Regions from separate parts of the Homo sapiens genome. Here region 1 is linked to region 2. Evidence: read pairs that join two places in POLR2A ChIA-PET (ENCODE). Cell type or tissue: K562. All regions are shown on one strand. Links, peaks and the distances in the headings refer to the core of each region. The heading gives the core; the rest is flanking DNA. Region 1 overlaps LOC101928004 (a long non-coding RNA gene). Region 2 has its middle 68 kb from the start of LINC03055.

Region 1 (5,374 bases), core at 154-5,153, 180 kb after region 2:
TTGCAAGGGTTAGGCATGATAATTTTCATGAAGTTGATTGCCCACTCCATTGTTAAAAGCCACAACACCTAAAGCAAATTATTAAATAGATAATAGATTTGATTAAATATCTTCAGGCAGATGTAGGTATTCCCAAAAGTTTTTTCATCTCTAAGAGACAAGACAAGATTCTGATCATCTAAGGGTCTTGGCCCATGGCTGTTCAATGCTGTGAGTGGGTATAGTCTAATTGTTTAAGTAAGTTGATTTATTGGGGAAAAGAGAATGCTGAAGTTTAAAGTTTCAAGCCTAGAACCCATGGACCCTTTAGTTAATCAGTTTCCACAAATATTTACCAAGGGTCTCCTGGGTTTCAGACACTTTAATGGGCTTCAAGTAAGGTACATGTTGTTGTTGTTGTTGTTGTTTGAGATGGAGTTTCGCTCTTGTTGCCCAGGTTGGAGTGCAGTGGCGCGATCTCGGCTCACTGCAACCTCTGCCTCCCGGGTTCAAGCAATTCTTCTGCCTCAGCCTCCCGAGTAGCTGCGATTACAGGCATGCGCCACCACGCCCGGCTGATTTTGTATTTTTAGTAGAAATGAGGTTTCTCCATGTTGGTCAGGCTGGTCTCGAACTCCCGACCTCAGGCAATCTGCCCGCCTTGGCCTCCCAAAGTGCTGGTATTACACACGTAAGCCACCGCGCCTGGCCAGTACATGCTTTTTTCTAAGAGGAACTCAGAGTTTAATGAAAAATGCTTATTTATAAAGAGACATATGACTAGTTGTGGCAGTAAGAATTTAGAAAAGAGGGAGACTTTTTAACTGTGTGATTCTATACGTTCTAGAATGTGCTCCTGGATGTTGTCAGGACTTACTTCCTGGGCTTTCTGCAGAATAGGATCAGCAGTTATCGATTCACAAAGGGTCAGAAGATTGCTTTATGTGGCCCTATATTTCACAGAATTTTAGAGTTGGCATCTTTAAAATAATAACAGGGAAAATGCTGGGCCATCCGCAGATGTTCAACAAATTCTTAGAATATGTAAGCAGGAAGTCAATTTCATCAACTCCGATCCATCAAAAATGATTTCAAATAAGAAGGGCGGCGCTGAGAGACTGAGTGACTAGGTTAAGGTTACACAGCTTGCTAATCAAGCAAGGAGTGCACAGAAATGACTAGTCTATTGTAGGGAGGAGAAGAAAATATCTTTCAGATTTGCCCTGGAAAGAGAGAGAAAAGATCTTCCACTGCCTTCTCTATGGTGATGGCTGGTGTAAGGAACACCTGCATCCTACCTAAGTATTTAACTTGAGACACGTGAATCCTTTCATTTATTAACAAATATTTGGGCTGGGCAAGGTGGTTCACGCCTGTAATCCCAGCACTTTGGGAGGACCAAGGCGGGCAGATCACGAGGTCAGGGGATCGAGACCATCCTGGCTAACACTGTGAAACCCTATCTCTACTAAAAAATATACAAAAAATTAGCCAAGCGTGGTGGCAGGCGCCGGTAGTCCCAGCTACTTGGGATGCTGAGGCAGGAGAATGGCGTGAACCCAGGAGGCAGAGTTTGCAGTGAGCTGAGATCGTGCCACTACACTCCAGCCTGGGCGACAGAGCGAGACTCCGTCTCAAAAAAAAAAAAAAATTGTGGAGTGCCTACCTGTGCCAGGTACGGTTCTGCAAAGCCCTCTGCCCAGCAAAACAGAGCAAGAGACTGGCTCTCATGGAGCCTGCAGTCTAGCAGGGCTGGTGGCAGAGGCAGCTGGGGCCAGCCACAAACAAGGGATGCAATAAATATCACGGTACTGTGTATAGCATGGTACGAGGTGGCAGGTGCCATTGGAAAAAGTCAAGTAGAGCAGGCACAGTGGATGTTATGGGTTTCTGTCCAGACCTCCTCTTCAGGATGAAGATATCCCCATCCCCGAGCTGCTGGGATATCGGTGGCTGGTGAATCACAGCTGCCTCCCTCAGCTTCTGGAAACAGTCTTGCTTACAGTTATGCCTTTCCCAGGGTGAAGCCCATGACCAAGTCTGCCTGACCTGGGATATAAGGCCCAGCCCCTTTCCTCAACTGGAGACACTCTAGGGCCTTCCCAGCTCCAGAGCTCCCTGTAAGGCTGGCTCAGTCCTCAGTGGCAGCCAGCCAACCACATGGGGTGCCGGCTTCTCTCTCCCGATCCTGCCTTCCCAGCTTCCTCACAGGTGTGTGCTCCCTGAGCACCCCCCAAGAGCCTGCTGCATGCCTCTCTCTCGGTCTCAGCCTTTTGTTCCAGGGAACACGATCCTAGACAGCAAGATAAGAAGATCAGGAGGGAGAGGACGACAGCTTGCCTATTTTAAACAGCACGGCCATTGTAAACCTCATTGGGAAGATAACGTTTGGGAAAAGCTTGAAGTCATGAGAAAAATTTTAAATTGATAAAAACATAATTTAAATGTTTCTGTTGCTTTTGTCTTTGGTTGCTTATGGTGAAAAACCAAGGCAAATGTCTCTTTTATCAGGAAAATACATTAATGGGCTTAAAACATAATGTGAATGAAGAGATTGAAGCCTAGCAAGGTATATGGCTCAGCACAAAAGAAGGAGAATTCTGTGATTCCCCTCTGGCAGCCCTAAAGAGAAGGGGCTGGGGCCTCCAGAGGGAAGAAGGTATAGGGCAACAGTACTTGAGAGAGGTGAGGACCCCAGCAATCTGATAAGAGGCCTGGACCCAGTGCCAAGAAATTGGCAATGATTTCTAGGAACTAGAGGTCTGATATTCTATTTCGAGTTTCTCCCTGTACTCATGCATTGGCCATCATGCATAATGCCACATCATCTTGGGGAATCTGGTGGGAAGAGAGGTGCTTTGTTTGCACCAGGTTATTATGAAGAGAGGGCAGAGGCCTAAGGCTCTCCAGCACCAAGCTGGAGTCAGGTGTTGTAGCAAGAGGCAACGCAAAAAACTGCCTGGACCAGACCCTCCCTGGATGGTTAATATTGGGACTGCTGGTCTCTGTGCCGTCCTGTGAGATTATAGCGTGCATATATTTAATTGACTATTAAAGGAAGAGGAGCGCCATATGGCTGTAAAACCTGGGGAGATTTAGGTTACAAAAGAAGCATGCTCATTTAGAAATCTTACACATTCAGAGGTATTATCCATCTCTAGCAATAGCAGAGTGAAATAAACATATTTAAGTAATGGCAACAGCAACAAGGAAGACTTTTAAGCACACTTTCAAATTTTGCATTGAGAAACGTGGTGAGACCTTTCAACTTTCTGTTTCAAAATCCAAATGTATTCTGATGAAAGCTCTTTATTCATGAAAATTTTTGTGCATGTGACTAGGATTTTACTCTACACATCTCAGACAAAACTCCTTTCATTCCACCTGCCATTGGGCAATGCTCTCCAAGGGGAGGAGGAAGCTCCTTCCAGAGTCCTGCCAGACATCAGCACAGGCCCTGGGGCAAGAACTGGTCACCTCTGCCTGTGCTGGGTGGAGAGCAGAGGAGTTGGATGAGGAGGGACATCAAATTTAAGGAACAAAATCAATTGACCCTGTTTTGGTGCTAACTTTTCCTTGGCTGGTATTCTATGTCCAGAGAAGCAAATGGGGTGGTCCTGTACCTTTCCCAAATGGTCTCTCCTCCTCCTCCTCCTCTTTCTCTTCCTCCTCCTTCTTCTTCTTCCTTTTCCTCCTCCTCCTCTTCCTCTTCTTCCTCCTCCTCTTCCTCCCTCCCTTCCTCCTTCTCCTTCTTCTTCCTCCTCCTCTTCCTCCCTCCCTTCCTCCTTCTCCTTCTTCTTCCTCCTCCTCTTCCTCCCTCCCTTCCTCCTTCTCCTTCTTCTTCCTCCTCCTCTTCCTCCTCCTCCCCTTCTTCTCCTTCTCCTTCTTCTTCTTCTTTTTTGAGATGGAGACTCACTCTGTCACCCAGGCTGGAGTGCAATGACACGATGTCAGCTCACTGCAAACTCCGTCACCTGGGTTCAAGCGATTCTCCTGCCTCAGCCTCCTGAGTAGCTGGGATCACAGGCATGTGCCACCATGCCCAGCTAATTTTTGTATTTTTAGTAGAGACGGGGTTTCACCATGTTGGCTAGGCTGGTCTGAAACCCCTGACCTCAGGTGACCCCCCAACCTCAGCCTCCCAAAGTGCTAGGATTACAGGCGTGAGCCACCGCGCCCTGCCCAAATGGTCTTTTCTTATCTGAGTTCCATTCTTTAAAAGTAAACTTAAAAAAAAAAAAAGCCTCTTATCATGAAGACGTATGTGGGCAGGTAGAAAGGATTTTACAGGATACTTTTTGTAATGCTTCCATACAATATAAAATTTAACATCTTAACCATTTTCCAGCATATAGTTCAGCAGCGTTAAGTACATTCATGCTGTTGTGCAACGAGCACCACCATCCGTCTCCAGAGCTTTTTCATCTTCCCAAACTGAAGCTCTGTACCCATCAAACAATAACTCTCAGTTGCCCCTTCCCTCAACCCCTGGCAACACCCATCCTACCTTCTGTTTCTGAATTTGGCTCCTCTAGGAACCTTATATGAGTGGAATCATACAGTATTTGTCGTTTTGTGACAAATACTTATTGGCTTATTGCACTGAGTGTAATTTCTTCAAGGTTCATCCATGTTCTAGTATGTGTTAGAATTCTCTTCCTGTTTAAGGCTGAGTAATATTCCATCGTGTGGATAGATCACATTTTGCTCATCCATTCACCTGTTGAGAAAAACTTGGTTTGCTTCCACTTTGGACTATTGTGAATAATGCAGCTATGAACAAGTGTGGACAAATCCCTGGAACAGTTTTTGTAATTTGCTTTTACTTCCCCAGGGCAACTTAGGACTTGACAGATTTTGAATATGAACTTACTTTCCTTCCTTGAGACTAGATAGATTTAAGATTAAGTGTTTTTAAAGGGGGCCTTTTCTTTGACTAAGTATCATAGAAAGTAATTTGGTGTCTGGTGCATGGTGCATTGCTTCTCTGAATGAATAATTCAGACATTTCAAAACACTAGTGGATTTGAAAATCAAATTCACACAGAGAGGGTGAGTTGTGAGAAAAGGATAGCATAGGCACCATGATTCAGGTTTGGGGTTCTACAGACTGACACCAAGAAATCAAATGAGAATAAATTACAATTCAGCTGTGAGTGTGCAACACACACACACACACACACATGGAAGCAGCTAGTTTAAAAGTCAGGAAAGCCCACAATTCTAGCTGCATTTTGTAGACTACCTTGAGGTTTGAGCTTTTACCTTATGGTAAGACAGGTGGAAGGAGTTGGGAATAAGGATCTGGAGAGTTGAACCTACTTGTGCTCTCCCACCTTGTTGCCTGATAGTGTACCTTAGATAGTTAATGGCAAGGCTTCCAATGGGCCAGATG
Region 2 (5,374 bases), core at 273-5,272:
GGCAAGCACACGAGTGGCTGAACGTCTCGAGGAACACATCGGCGGAAGAAGACTCGTGCAGCTCGACATTGAGAGGACCCGAGGAGAGCACGCCGGCACACCTGCAGGACTTCCACCCACAGAATGACGCAGAGTTTGGCTGGGGCGGTCAGGACCACCGAGCGGCTTGACTTCAGGGGCAAACCATCTCCCTTCTGGCTCCCCCACCTGCTGAGAGCTACTTCCACTCAATAAAACTTTGCACCCATTCTCCAAGCCCACGTGTGATCTGATTCTTCTGGTACATCAAGGCAAGAACTCGGATACAGAAAGCCCTCTGTCCTTTCGACAGAAGAGGGTCAAATTGAGCTGGTTAACACAAGCCGCCTCTAGACGGCTAAACTAAAGCGCACACGCCCACTGGGGCTTCAGGAGCCATAACCATTCACCCCTAGACCCTGCCATGGGCTGGGAGTCCCACAACCTGCCCACCTCTATGCTCCCCTAGAGGTTTGAGCAGCAGGACCCTGAAGAAGTGGGGCACTCCCCCTGTCACACATCCTGCGAGGGGAAAAAGGGAACTCTTTCCGTTTCAGAGGTGGGTGGATCACTTGAGGTCAGAAGTTCGAGACCAGCATGGCCAACATGGTGAAATTCCATCTCTACTAAAAATACAAAAATTAGCCGGGCGTGGTGATGTGTGCCTGTAGTCCCAGCTACTCAGGAGGTTGAGGCAGGAGAATCACTTGAACCCAAGAGGTGGAGGTCGCAGTGAGAGCAGATCGCACCACTGCACTCCAGCCTGGGCAACACAACAAGACTCCATCTCAAAAAAAAAAAAAAAATCCTTATGTGGGGCCCTTTCTGAGATATTCTAATTTCACTGGCCTGGGGTCTGGCCTAAGTGTTGGTGCAGGTGATTCTCATGGGCCAGCTGGTTAGGAACGACTGCTCTAGACAAGGGAGAGGACAGCATTTCTTCTGGAGGTGGGAAAGCACTGAGAGGGAAGGGGTGTGACGGAAGAACTTGAAGACAGATACATATGTAGTGTCTCCCATTCTTCTAGTTATTTAAATCAGCGCCTCTCAGACTTTACAGATGCATCCCCTGGGACCTTGTTAAAATGCAGATTCTCAGGGGCCTGAGTGTGGCCTGAGATTCTGCATTCCTAACAGAATCCTAGGGGATGCCACTGCTGCTGACCCACAAGCCACACTCTGTTTTGTAATTTTTTTTTGAGATGGAGTCTCCCTCTGTCACCCAGGCTGGGGTGCAGTGGTGTGGTTATGGCTCACTGTAACCTATGCCTCTTGGGCCCAAGTGATTCTCCCTCCTCGGCCTCCCAAGTAGCTGGGATTATAAGTGTGCACCACCATGCCTGGCCAATTTCTGTATTTTTTTTTAACTTTTTTTTTTTTTGGAGACAGTTTTGCTCTTCTTGCCCAGGCTGGAGTGCAATGGCATGATCTTGGCTCACTGCAACCTCCATCTACTGGGTTCAAGCGATTCTCCTGCTTCAGCCTCCTGAGTAGCTGGGATTACGTACATGCACCACCATGCCCGGCTAATTTTGTATTTTTAGTAGAGACAGGGTTTCCCCATGTTGTTCAGGCTAGTCTTGAACTGCCGACCTCAGGTGATCCACCTGCCTCAGCCTCCTAAAATGCTGGGATTACAGGCGTGAGCCACCGTGCCCGGCCAATTTTTGTATTTTTAACACAGATGGGGTTTCACCATGGTTGCCAGGCTGGTCTCAAACCCCTGACCTCAGTTGATCAGCCTCCCAAACTGCTAGGATTACAGGCATAAGCCACTGTGCCTGGCCATAAGCCACACTTTGGTCGGCAAGTCTTGACGTTTATAAAGTCTCCAGTCTTGTTTTGCTTAAGATCTGGCTTGTGTTAAGGTAAGCAGTACCACCCTGGTTTTAGAGATGAGGGATACTCAAAAGGAGGGAAGAGACGCTGGGCACAGTCCTAGGAAGCCATGGGTGGAGAGGCTTTGAGCCCTGGGTCAGATACTTCACACCTGCTGGTCATTTAACTGGCTGTCCATAGCTCAAACAGCAGCACCTGGTGGGGCCCAGGGCCACTCACTCCAAGCCCAGGGCCCGACTTTTTGCACCCCAACAGTCTTCAGCAGGGCATGAGACAACTTTACTACATTTGAAAGGAAAGACAAGGAGCAAAGAAAGCTCAGGGAGGAATGAGGGCATCTATAGATGCTATGATGGGAACTCAGCCCAGGGACAGTGGAGGAAGACAGCAGCAGCTGGAGTCAGCTTATACGTGGGCTTCCTAAGGCTGCCATGGATCATAGTTGCCCGAAAGGGATAGTCTCTAACCAAGCCAGGGTGGGAGCATAGAAGACACAGCAGTAGACTTTGTACAGCCAGAAGGTAACAGTTACAACGTAGGACCGTGGTTCTCAAGCTGCAATGTGCATCAGAACCACCGTAAGAGCTTGCTAAAATGCAGAGAGCTGGCTCTGGGATCCACCTCCGAACTGTGGACTCCAAAGGTGTGGAGCGCGGTTAGGTAATTTACATCTTTAAAAGTTTTCACGGTAGGCTGACGTTTGTCCAGGTGTGTCCCAAATTGGTGGGTTCTGTTTTGCTGACTTCTAGAACGAAACCACTGACCCTCGTACTGTTACAGTTGTTAAAAGATGGTGTGTCTAGAGTTTATACCTTCAACTGTTCAGATGCGTCTCAAATATTTTCCTCCTAGTGGGTTCGTGGTATATGCTGACTACAAGAATGCAGCTGCAAACCTTCATGGTGTTACAGCTTTTAAAAGCTACGTGTCTGGAGTCACTCGTCCCTTCTAGTGAGTTCACGATCTAGGGGTCTTCAGGAGGAAAGCTACAGACCTCTAAAATGAGTGTTGCAGCTCATAAAGACAGCACGACTACAAACACACCTACTACAGAATTTCAACAAATCGCGGCTGCTAGCTCGAACCACCTGCTTTTATTCCCTTATCTGACCCCACCCACATCCTGCTGATTGGCCCATTTTTCACAGGCTGCTGATTGGTGCATTTACGAACCTTGAGCTAGACACAGAAGTTCTCTGAGTCCCCACTAGATTAGCTAGACACAGAGCACTGATTGGTGCGTTTACAAACCTTTAGCTAGACACAGAATGCTGATTGGTGTATTTATAATCCCTGAGCTAGACACAGAGTGCTGATTGGTGCATTTACAATCCTCTAGCTACACATAAATGTTGTCCAAGTCCCCACCAAATTAGCTAGATACAGAGTGCTGATTGGTGCATCCACAAACCAACCCCCGCCCCCCAACCCGCAGCTAGACACACAGTGCTGATTGGCGCATATACAATCCTCCAGCTAGACATGAAAGTTCTTCAAGTCACCACCTGACTCAGGAGCCCAGCTGGCTTTCCTTAGGAGATCCTGCGCCGCGACCGCAGCTGGAGCTGCCCGCACTCCTACTGCGTGCGCCTGCACTCCTGAGCCGCTGGGTGGTCAATGGGACCGGGCGCCGCGGAGCAGTAGGCGGCGCCCCTTGGGGAGGCTCGGGCCGCATGGGAACCCCCTGCGGGGGTGCTCCGGCGTGGCGGGCTGCAGATTCGGAGCCCTGCCCCACGGGGAGGCGGCTGAGGCCCTGCGAAAATTCGAGCGCCGCGTGGGCGGGCTGGCAGTGATGGGGGACCTGGCGCCCCCTCCGCAGCTGCTGGCCCGGGTGCTAAGTCCCTCACTGCCTTGTGTTTGGAGCAGACACAAGACCACAGCCAGGTGAAGTAATAGAATTGGATGAGCTATGACAGAGAGGGTGCCAAGTGTTAGAGGGGTGAACTGATAGTCCATAAACCCCTCTTGCTTGCAGCTGGTCCGGTTTCCTCTGATCCTGGATTCTAAGGGTAGGCAGGGAAGGGTCCACGGACCCAGTTGAGAGTGTGGGAGGGCTAGGGACAATGACAGGCTGACCGACGCAAATGCAGACAGACCCACGTGCAGCAAACCAGGAAATCACCATGGCTACACAGAAAGGGGCATTTGCACATAATACATACTGTTAGGACCCATTATCAAAGGAACAGAATTCCATTCTTAGTTGTACATTCCTGAATGCTAGTACAAGAACCTAATCCGTGAACACTCTCCTAAGGCCACCCTTAAGGAGATTTCCATCAGAGGTTAAATGGTCAGAAGCTGCAGGGTAGGGACTGCAGCTTCATGGAGGGAGAAGGTGGGCAACAGCTGGCAAATCCCCTGAGAATATTCCAGAAGAGGCTGAGGAATCACTGACCAGTTCTCCTGCTGATGGGGTGAGGTTTGGGGTTGGAGCACTTGGTCTTTGAGGACCCTCCTTGTTCTGACCGTGTATGGTATGGTATGGTATGTCCTGGGTCCTGTCTGTGCCCTGCCTGCTGTTCCAAAGGCTGCCCCCGTCCCCTCCTGTCAGGAGCAGAAGGGGCCTTGAAAAAGAGAATTCGGTTGAGTTCCCGGCTGTTTCTTGGGTAAATGGCAACTTATTCAAGATGTACAATTGTCTGAATAAAATGTAGTTAATTTGTGTTTATGGTATTGTTACTGAAACATCAGGGGTTTGGTCTAGGTCCTGCTGCCTGCAGCACAGAAAGTCAAGGACTGAGCTGATGAGTACTGCCAAGGAAGAAGGCTTTAATCAGGTGCTGAAGCCGACAAGATGGGAGCTCAGCCTGAAATCCATCTCCCTGACTGACTAAAATTAGGGGTTTTATATAGCAGGGAAGAAATGTAACAATGTGTAAGAAAACAGGAACTAAGAAGAAGCAAGGAAGCAATCCTGATGAAGGAGAAGTCCAGCATCTCATTGTCTGGATTCTGTGATCTGGTGAGTTTCAGTCCTTTCTTACTTTTTTCTTGAGAGGGCTGAAGGTAGTTTCCTGAAGAAGGAACTGAGATTAAAAAAAAATAAATGTTTATATGTTTTAAAATTTCAAATATGAATTTCAAGCTTTAAGGCCAGAAGGGTCAATTTCTATGTTTATCAAAAAGAACTGTCTATGGGACTATTGGGTCAGTTTCATTATAAGGGTCCAAGTTCATTCATTTGCTTATGGATATCCTGTTTTCCCAGAACCATCGATTAAGAGAAAATTTTTTCCCCATTGTGGATGTTGACTGCATATGCTTGGGTTTATTTCTGGGCTCTCTACTCTGTTTCATTGGTCTATGTGTCATGTCTGTTTTTATGCCACTACCATACTGTTTTGATTACTATAGTTTTGTAATATAGTTTGAAATAAAAAAGTATGATGTCTCCAGCTTTGTTCAGGATTGTTTTGGCTATTCAGGGTCTTCTGGTGGTTTCATACTGCATGATCTCACTTGTATGTAGAATCTAAAAAAGTCAAACTCACAGACGCAGAGTAGAAGGGTGGTT

Evidence for each region. ChIA-PET counts read pairs that join two places held together with the same protein. Peaks named below come from ENCODE experiments on the same cell type or tissue, not always from the same donor. Only the 100,000 strongest peaks of a DNase experiment are listed, where the experiment ranks them.
Region 1: POLR2A ChIA-PET joins it to region 2 with 5 read pairs; 2 of 35 experiments call an interaction of 5 or more read pairs at or near these places.

What each region holds. Positions count from the first base shown.
Region 1 is chr6:6,769,735-6,775,108 of GRCh38, reverse strand. The region is part of intron 2 of LOC101928004 (a long non-coding RNA gene); the gene reads left to right. Among named protein-coding and RNA genes, the nearest start is that of LINC03055, 110 kb to the left of the region's middle. In K562, for the core only: no CTCF peak of the experiment used is centred there; a DNase peak (open chromatin) is centred at 2,716; H3K27me3 peaks cover 414 bases.
Region 2 is chr6:6,950,792-6,956,165 of GRCh38, reverse strand. No RefSeq gene overlaps it. Among named protein-coding and RNA genes, the nearest start is that of LINC03055, 68 kb to the right of the region's middle. In K562, for the core only: no CTCF peak of the experiment used is centred there; no DNase peak of the experiment used is centred there.